Linked DNA regions of Homo sapiens: regions 1 and 3 are each linked to region 2. Evidence: chromatin contacts called from ENCODE Hi-C or POLR2A ChIA-PET data. All regions are on one chromosome and are shown on one strand. Each heading gives the region's core, a stretch centred on a gene start or an enhancer-like site at or near the end of the contact. The rest is flanking DNA. Distances are from core to core; before and after follow the strand shown. Region 1 holds the start of NCR3 (natural cytotoxicity triggering receptor 3). Region 2 holds the start of EHMT2 (euchromatic histone lysine methyltransferase 2). Region 3 holds the start of TNF (tumor necrosis factor).

Region 1 (2,700 bases), core at 161-2,660, 300 kb before region 2:
ACCTGAGGTCAGGAGTTTGAGACCAGCCTGGCCAACATGGTGAAACCTCGTCTCTACTAAAAATACACAAGTTAGCCAGCAGTAATGGCATGCACCTGTAATCCTAGCTACTTGGGAGGCTGAGACAGGAGAATCATTTTTACCCAGGAGGTGGAGGCTGCAGTGAGCTGAGATACCGCCACTGTACTCTAGACTGGACAACAGAATGAAACTGTCTCAAAAAAAAAGTTTCACCACCAGGCGGGCGCAGTGGCTCATGCCTATAATTCCAGTAATTTGGGAGACCGAGGCAGGCAGATCACTTGAGATCAGGAGTTTGAGACCAACCTGGCCAACATAGCAAAACCCCATCTCTACTAAAAATACAAAAATGGCTGGGCGCAGTGGCTCAGGCCTGTAATCCCCGCACTTTAGGAGGCCGAGGCAGGCAGATCACCTGAGGTCAGGAGTTCAAGACCAGCCCGGCCAACATGGTAAAACCCTGTCTCTACTAAAAATACAAAAATTAGTTGGGTGTGGTGGTGCGCGCTTGTAATCCCAGCTACCTAGGAGGCTGAGGCAGGAGAATTGCTTGAATCTAGGAGGCAGAGGTTGCAGTGAGCCAAGATCATGCCACTGCACTCCAGCCTAGGTGACAGAGCAAGACTCCGTCTCAAAAAAAAAAAAAATTAGCCAGGTGTGGTCGTGCGTGCGTGTAGTCCCAGCTACTCAGGAGGCTGAGGCAGGAGAATCACCTGAACATGGGAGGCAGAGGTTGCAGTGAGCCAAAATCGCACCACGGCACTCCAGCCAGGCGACAGAGCGAGACTCAGTCTCAAAAAAAAAAAAAAAAAAGTTTCACCAAGAAATTTATCATAGATTTACTTGGATCTCTCAAACTAAAAAGCCTCACAGTGGGTGACACAGAGAGACTGTGAATTGGGGGAGTCCACTGAGTGTCACCTTTGGAGCAGTCCCACTCCTCCCTCAGAGCCGTGTGTTTCAGCCCCCACCAAGCCCGTTCCCTATAGCATCTAGTCCAGCCTCCTGGATCTCCCTCCTCCCACCCACACTCCTTGGGGTCCTGAGCGCACGCCCTGTCACCTGGATGGACCATGATCAAGATGAGCAACAGCATCCAGGCCATGTCGGAAGATGTCCCAGTTGGCGAAGGGGATCTGAGCAGTGAGGTCTGGGTGGAGGAGGAAGGACTCACTACTTGTAGCCAGGCCTTTGGTCACCAGATGGGGATGGGGAGCTTCCTATGACACACGGGACTCACACATCACTTGCCAAGGACCACAACTGCCAGGGACCTCGAGCATCAAATGCTTGCCTCCCTGAGGAGAGAGGACAGATGCTGCTGGAGGAGATGTCAGGGTCTCTAGGAGGCCAAGGGGCCAGCTTGTGGCAGGCTAGCTAAGCGTGTGAGGGGGAGGGTGGGGCTTAGATGGCTGCTAACCCAAGGGTGAGTGGGCGGTTGGGCGGGTGAGACCAGGATGTGGGTTCCCCCACCTTCCGAGGTTCAAGGAGACCAGCTTTTACCCAGAACAAGCCTCCAGGAGCCCTCCTTGGCCCAGAAGCTAACCTACTTACCCTCCCTGCTGCTCACCAGTACCCAGACCCATCCCACCCATTCCCTTCCTGGAATCTGGCCTCACTGCACCCCAGGGCTACTCCAAGATTTCTATGAGGGATTAGGAGAAGCAAGCTGATTGGTGAAGCTATATTTAATTTGCATAGCAATCACCTTGTGTGTGTGTGTGTGTGTGTGTGTGTGTGTGTGTGTGTGTGTGTGTGTGTGTTTGGTTGGGTTTTTTTGTTTTTTGTTTTTTTTTTGAGCTGGAGTCTCACTCTGTTGCCCAGGCTGGAATGCAGTGGCACAATCTCGGCTCACTGCAACCTCTGCCTCCTGGGTTCAAGCAATTCTCTTGCCTCAGCCTCCCAAGTAGCTGGGATTACAGGCGCACATCACCAAGCCCAGCTAAATTTTGTATTTTTTGTAGAGACAGGGTTTTACCATGTTGGCCAGGCTGGTCTCCAACTCCTGATCTCAAGTGATCCACCAGCCTCGCCCTCCCAAAGTGCTGGGATTCCTGTTTTGGTTTTTTGAGACAGGGTCTGGCTCTGTCTCACCCAGGCTGGAGTTCAGTGGCGCCATCACGGCTCACTGCAGCCTCAACCTCCAGGGCTCAGTTGATCCTCCCACTTCAGTCTCCTGAGTAGCTGGGACTGCAGGCGCACACCACCACACCAGGCTAATTTTTGTATTTTTTGTAGAGATGGGGTCTCCCTGTGTTGCCCAGGCCGGTATCCAACTCCTGGGCTCAAACAATCCATCCACTTAGGCCTCCCAAAGTGCATGAGTCACCATGCCTGGCGAAATGTATTTCTTAAATAATGAGACTTGAAAGTCTAAATTACTCCTTAAACCATGGACTACAGGATGGATGTTATGTTAGCAGGCAGGAAAACAACATTCAGCTGGGCGTGGTGGCTCATGCCTGTAATCCCAGCACTTTGGGAGGCTGAGGTGGGAGGATCACCTGAGGTCAGGAGTCCGAGACCAGTCTGATCAACATAGAGAAACCCCGTCTCTACTAAAAATACAAAATTAGCCGGGTGTGGTGGGGCGCACCTGTAATCCCAGCTACTCGGGAGGCTGAGGCAGGAGAATCACTTGAACCCAGGAGGCGGAAGTTGCAGTGAGCTGATATCGCA
Region 2 (2,700 bases), core at 115-2,614:
TGGCTGGAGGGGGTTCAGACCCTGCTGCTGCAGCTCCCTGGGCTCCTGGCATACTCAGTAGCCTCATAGCCAAACTCTGGACAGATGGAGGTGATTTTCCCGCCCCTGTCATTGACATCTTGGCCCGGCTAGGACAGGAACCCCCCTTGCTGGGGGAAGAGGGGAATGACTTTGTGGCATGGCCTAGAAAACAGGCAAGCAAAAGGCAAGATAAGAAAGAAGGCAAGAGTCAGAAATTTCCCACCAACCCCCCAGGCTACCCAGCCTCTCACCCAGCAGGATCCGGCCCCCACGGAGGTCCCCATCTCCCTCAAGATTCTCAGATTCATCCCCAATGAGTGGTGTAGCCCCTACAGGGGTGTCAGCCCCCTCATCACCAACAGTGACAGTGACAGAGGCTGGAGATGAGGGGCCAGCAGGCTCCAGGGAGTCGGGGGTGGCCTTGGGCAGGGTTTCTTCACTACGAGGGGTGTCCCCCAAAGAGCCATGAACTGTAGAGGAAGAGAAAAAGTTCAGAGCTAAGGGCTCAGGAGATCCTGTGTTTAGGGAAGGTGACGGTCCAATTGGGGCCCGTTTTAGCTGCACTCACCTCTCTCGGTGGCTCCTCTGGTTTCCTTCTCCAGCAGCAGCGCCCCCATCTCAGCGGGGGCCTCCCCCTGGGAGGGGAGACAAGGGACAGGAGGGCTGGTCAGCCCAGTAGAGAGTTGGGGGGTCCAGGATGCCTGGGCCCTGGGAAGAGAGAGTAGGCTCCGGGGCCTACCTCTTCCTCTGTGGGGCCCCCCCCTTCCGCGGCCTCGGCTGCCCGGAGGGGCCGCACGACCCCTCCCCCGGGCCCGCATCAACCCCCTCCCTCTCGGTAGACCCCGCATCTCTGGGGCCGAGAGAAGAGGAGGGGGAGGGGGCGGGGCCTCCGCGCCCCGGCCCCGCCCCCTCCTCCCGGCTGCACGCGCCGCTCCCCCTTTGTCCCCCAGGCCGCGGGGACCCCGGGCACCAACCCCTCCAGCACCCGCTGCCCCCCAGCCCGGTGGACGGCCCCTCGTGCCCCTCACGCGTGCTCCTGGGGCCCCGGCGCCCGTCGCCCACTCAGGGGCAGCCGGCGGCTGCACGCGCGCCTCCGTGCCCACTCCCCCCACCTCCCACACCCTGGTCCCCTCATCCGCCCCCGGTGCTGGCCCCCTGGATTGCTGCAAGTCCCGCCCGGGCCCCCCGGCCCCGTTGCACCCCCGGAGCATTGCACGGGCGCGCGCTTCCCCCGGGCGCGCGCGCGGGCATGCACCCGCCTCTCCCCCTCCCCTTCCGCACCTCGGCGGCCGCCGCCGCTGCAGCTCCCGCCGCCGCCGCCATCGCCGCTTGCGCTGGGGGCCGAGCCGGCGCGCGGCCGCCCCGGGTCACGTGGGCGAGGGAGGGAGGGCGAGGAGGAGCCTTAAAGGAGCCGCTACATGCTTTTTGGCCATTTTCCCCTGAGAGCGGCCTCGGAGATGGCTGTGACTGTCCTAAGCTGGGAGCTGCAAGGGAGAATTCCTGTCATTCCTGGCCTCAGTTCTGCAGGGACCGAGGGCGAGACACGCCTGGGCCCAGGTGTGGCGTCTCTGTCCCCATCTGGTTTTAGGTAACAAGCGGAGCTTCTGAACTTCTCGGCTCTCGGCAGCGGCTGTATTTCCTCTGGCCTGGTTGGGCTTTTCCCGCCTCTGGTTGCTTTTCTGCCTTTCTAGTTTTTGGGTTACCAGATAGAAGGCTTGGCCTCAGTTTTGGCCTCGCCTTTTTGCTCTTTCTAACGAGCACGAAGGGGCGATAGGGACGCGGAGGACACCTTTATTCTTGGCTGGTTCTAGCATGCTGCTTCATGTCCCCTGGAGCAGCGTGCCCTTCTGAAAACCTGTGGCTAAATGTCTCTTCTGTTTATATCAGGCGTGTTACACCTTCACACGCACTAGGGATCCAGGTAAGCCCAGCGGCCCGAACGTCATTACTGACTGGTGACACTGCAGTAAGTAAACCTTTTTTGCCGAACACTTCATAAGCACAGTCAGGTACTCCGTGGGTCATAGCCCAGCGGACAATTTAAGTATAAATGATATACACCAAGATAGACAATCTCGATAGCTGTATTTAGGGTACCATCCCTTTAGGTATTACGTTTTGGTCGAGTTTGGAAAAGATCTGTATGATTTCACACGCAGTATTTGACACAGGCAGGTGGGGCACCTGAGGCCAATTAAAGGCCTTCTGGGAACTGTAGTTCTCTTTGGTTAACTATTCCAGAGCTTTCTGGGAATTGTAGTTTTCCCTGCACCTTAATCCAAACTTAGCTTTTTTTTTTTTTTTTTAGCTTTCCTGAAGACATGACCTATTTACCCCAGACAAAATATGACCAAACAGACTCCTGCTTACAATTTCCGTGGGCAGGTTGGCCACCTGTAGCTCATCCCTAGCACTGATCCTAAGTCCCTCAAATAGAGTTCATGTGCATCCCCACGACTGCCAATCACTTGTACTGTGAGGTACCTGGCTAAGTGTTGAGATTGCAGAACTGGTGGAGGGCTGGGGGTGGGGACTTGGGGGAGTCCCTGACCAGAGGAGCTCACTTGTCACACTCCTCTCCCATGTTTAGGGCTGGGCTCCTTCAGGCAAGGGATATGCAGAGTTGTGACCTCTAGGTATTAAGAACGCAGCATCACAGGGAGAGGCTGTCTAGGGCAG
Region 3 (2,700 bases), core at 90-2,589, 320 kb before region 2:
GAAGGCAGGGAAAGGCTCTGAAAGCCAGCTGCCGACCAGAGCCCCACACGGAGGCATCTGCACCCTCGATGAAGCCCAATAAACCTCTTTTCTCTGAAATGCTGTCTGCTTGTGTGTGTGTGTCTGGGAGTGAGAACTTCCCAGTCTATCTAAGGAATGGAGGGAGGGACAGAGGGCTCAAAGGGAGCAAGAGCTGTGGGGAGAACAAAAGGATAAGGGCTCAGAGAGCTTCAGGGATATGTGATGGACTCACCAGGTGAGGCCGCCAGACTGCTGCAGGGGAAGCAAAGGAGAAGCTGAGAAGATGAAGGAAAAGTCAGGGTCTGGAGGGGCGGGGGTCAGGGAGCTCCTGGGAGATATGGCCACATGTAGCGGCTCTGAGGAATGGGTTACAGGAGACCTCTGGGGAGATGTGACCACAGCAATGGGTAGGAGAATGTCCAGGGCTATGGAAGTCGAGTATGGGGACCCCCCCTTAACGAAGACAGGGCCATGTAGAGGGCCCCAGGGAGTGAAAGAGCCTCCAGGACCTCCAGGTATGGAATACAGGGGACGTTTAAGAAGATATGGCCACACACTGGGGCCCTGAGAAGTGAGAGCTTCATGAAAAAAATCAGGGACCCCAGAGTTCCTTGGAAGCCAAGACTGAAACCAGCATTATGAGTCTCCGGGTCAGAATGAAAGAAGAAGGCCTGCCCCAGTGGGGTCTGTGAATTCCCGGGGGTGATTTCACTCCCCGGGGCTGTCCCAGGCTTGTCCCTGCTACCCCCACCCAGCCTTTCCTGAGGCCTCAAGCCTGCCACCAAGCCCCCAGCTCCTTCTCCCCGCAGGGACCCAAACACAGGCCTCAGGACTCAACACAGCTTTTCCCTCCAACCCCGTTTTCTCTCCCTCAAGGACTCAGCTTTCTGAAGCCCCTCCCAGTTCTAGTTCTATCTTTTTCCTGCATCCTGTCTGGAAGTTAGAAGGAAACAGACCACAGACCTGGTCCCCAAAAGAAATGGAGGCAATAGGTTTTGAGGGGCATGGGGACGGGGTTCAGCCTCCAGGGTCCTACACACAAATCAGTCAGTGGCCCAGAAGACCCCCCTCGGAATCGGAGCAGGGAGGATGGGGAGTGTGAGGGGTATCCTTGATGCTTGTGTGTCCCCAACTTTCCAAATCCCCGCCCCCGCGATGGAGAAGAAACCGAGACAGAAGGTGCAGGGCCCACTACCGCTTCCTCCAGATGAGCTCATGGGTTTCTCCACCAAGGAAGTTTTCCGCTGGTTGAATGATTCTTTCCCCGCCCTCCTCTCGCCCCAGGGACATATAAAGGCAGTTGTTGGCACACCCAGCCAGCAGACGCTCCCTCAGCAAGGACAGCAGAGGACCAGCTAAGAGGGAGAGAAGCAACTACAGACCCCCCCTGAAAACAACCCTCAGACGCCACATCCCCTGACAAGCTGCCAGGCAGGTTCTCTTCCTCTCACATACTGACCCACGGCTCCACCCTCTCTCCCCTGGAAAGGACACCATGAGCACTGAAAGCATGATCCGGGACGTGGAGCTGGCCGAGGAGGCGCTCCCCAAGAAGACAGGGGGGCCCCAGGGCTCCAGGCGGTGCTTGTTCCTCAGCCTCTTCTCCTTCCTGATCGTGGCAGGCGCCACCACGCTCTTCTGCCTGCTGCACTTTGGAGTGATCGGCCCCCAGAGGGAAGAGGTGAGTGCCTGGCCAGCCTTCATCCACTCTCCCACCCAAGGGGAAATGGAGACGCAAGAGAGGGAGAGAGATGGGATGGGTGAAAGATGTGCGCTGATAGGGAGGGATGGAGAGAAAAAAACGTGGAGAAAGACGGGGATGCAGAAAGAGATGTGGCAAGAGATGGGGAAGAGAGAGAGAGAAAGATGGAGAGACAGGATGTCTGGCACATGGAAGGTGCTCACTAAGTGTGTATGGAGTGAATGAATGAATGAATGAATGAACAAGCAGATATATAAATAAGATATGGAGACAGATGTGGGGTGTGAGAAGAGAGATGGGGGAAGAAACAAGTGATATGAATAAAGATGGTGAGACAGAAAGAGCGGGAAATATGACAGCTAAGGAGAGAGATGGGGGAGATAAGGAGAGAAGAAGATAGGGTGTCTGGCACACAGAAGACACTCAGGGAAAGAGCTGTTGAATGCCTGGAAGGTGAATACACAGATGAATGGAGAGAGAAAACCAGACACCTCAGGGCTAAGAGCGCAGGCCAGACAGGCAGCCAGCTGTTCCTCCTTTAAGGGTGACTCCCTCGATGTTAACCATTCTCCTTCTCCCCAACAGTTCCCCAGGGACCTCTCTCTAATCAGCCCTCTGGCCCAGGCAGTCAGTAAGTGTCTCCAAACCTCTTTCCTAATTCTGGGTTTGGGTTTGGGGGTAGGGTTAGTACCGGTATGGAAGCAGTGGGGGAAATTTAAAGTTTTGGTCTTGGGGGAGGATGGATGGAGGTGAAAGTAGGGGGGTATTTTCTAGGAAGTTTAAGGGTCTCAGCTTTTTCTTTTCTCTCTCCTCTTCAGGATCATCTTCTCGAACCCCGAGTGACAAGCCTGTAGCCCATGTTGTAGGTAAGAGCTCTGAGGATGTGTCTTGGAACTTGGAGGGCTAGGATTTGGGGATTGAAGCCCGGCTGATGGTAGGCAGAACTTGGAGACAATGTGAGAAGGACTCGCTGAGCT

Evidence for each region. Hi-C counts contacts between places; a loop is a spot of excess contacts on that map. ChIA-PET counts read pairs that join two places held with the same protein, here RNA polymerase II (POLR2A). Pooled maps may share reads with other maps.
Region 1: a pooled map shows a loop between it and region 2 (2.3-fold over the local background). The contact joins the promoter of NCR3 here to the promoter of EHMT2 in region 2. A Hi-C loop is called at or near these places in 1 of 50 pooled maps. POLR2A ChIA-PET finds 5 or more read pairs at or near these places in 3 of 52 experiments (CD4-positive, alpha-beta T cell, GM12878 and activated T-cell).
Region 3: a loop to region 2 is called in a pooled map, with 3 times the contacts of the local background. The contact joins the promoter of TNF here to the promoter of EHMT2 in region 2. A Hi-C loop is called at or near these places in 2 of 50 pooled maps. POLR2A ChIA-PET finds 5 or more read pairs at or near these places in 6 of 52 experiments (BJ, CD4-positive, alpha-beta T cell, H1 and 3 more).

What each region holds. Positions count from the first base shown.
Region 1 is chr6:31,591,596-31,594,295 of GRCh38, forward strand. It overlaps NCR3 (natural cytotoxicity triggering receptor 3), which reads right to left and starts at 1,411. Exons shown (of 4, transcript NM_147130.3): 1 at 1,084-1,411. The coding sequence starts at 1,126. RefSeq lists an enhancer at 1,697-2,617.
Region 2 is chr6:31,896,334-31,899,033 of GRCh38, forward strand. It overlaps EHMT2 (euchromatic histone lysine methyltransferase 2), which reads right to left and starts at 1,365. Exons shown (of 28, transcript NM_006709.5): 1 at 1,303-1,365; 2 at 590-656; 3 at 273-491; 4 at 1-183. The coding sequence starts at 1,344. It also overlaps a transcript of C2 not described here. RefSeq lists enhancers at 508-1,204, 1,288-1,882.
Region 3 is chr6:31,574,226-31,576,925 of GRCh38, forward strand. It overlaps TNF (tumor necrosis factor), which reads left to right and starts at 1,340. Exons shown (of 4, transcript NM_000594.4): 1 at 1,340-1,702; 2 at 2,309-2,354; 3 at 2,542-2,589. The coding sequence starts at 1,517. LTA (lymphotoxin alpha) reads left to right here. Exons shown (of 4, transcript NM_000595.4): 4 at 1-99.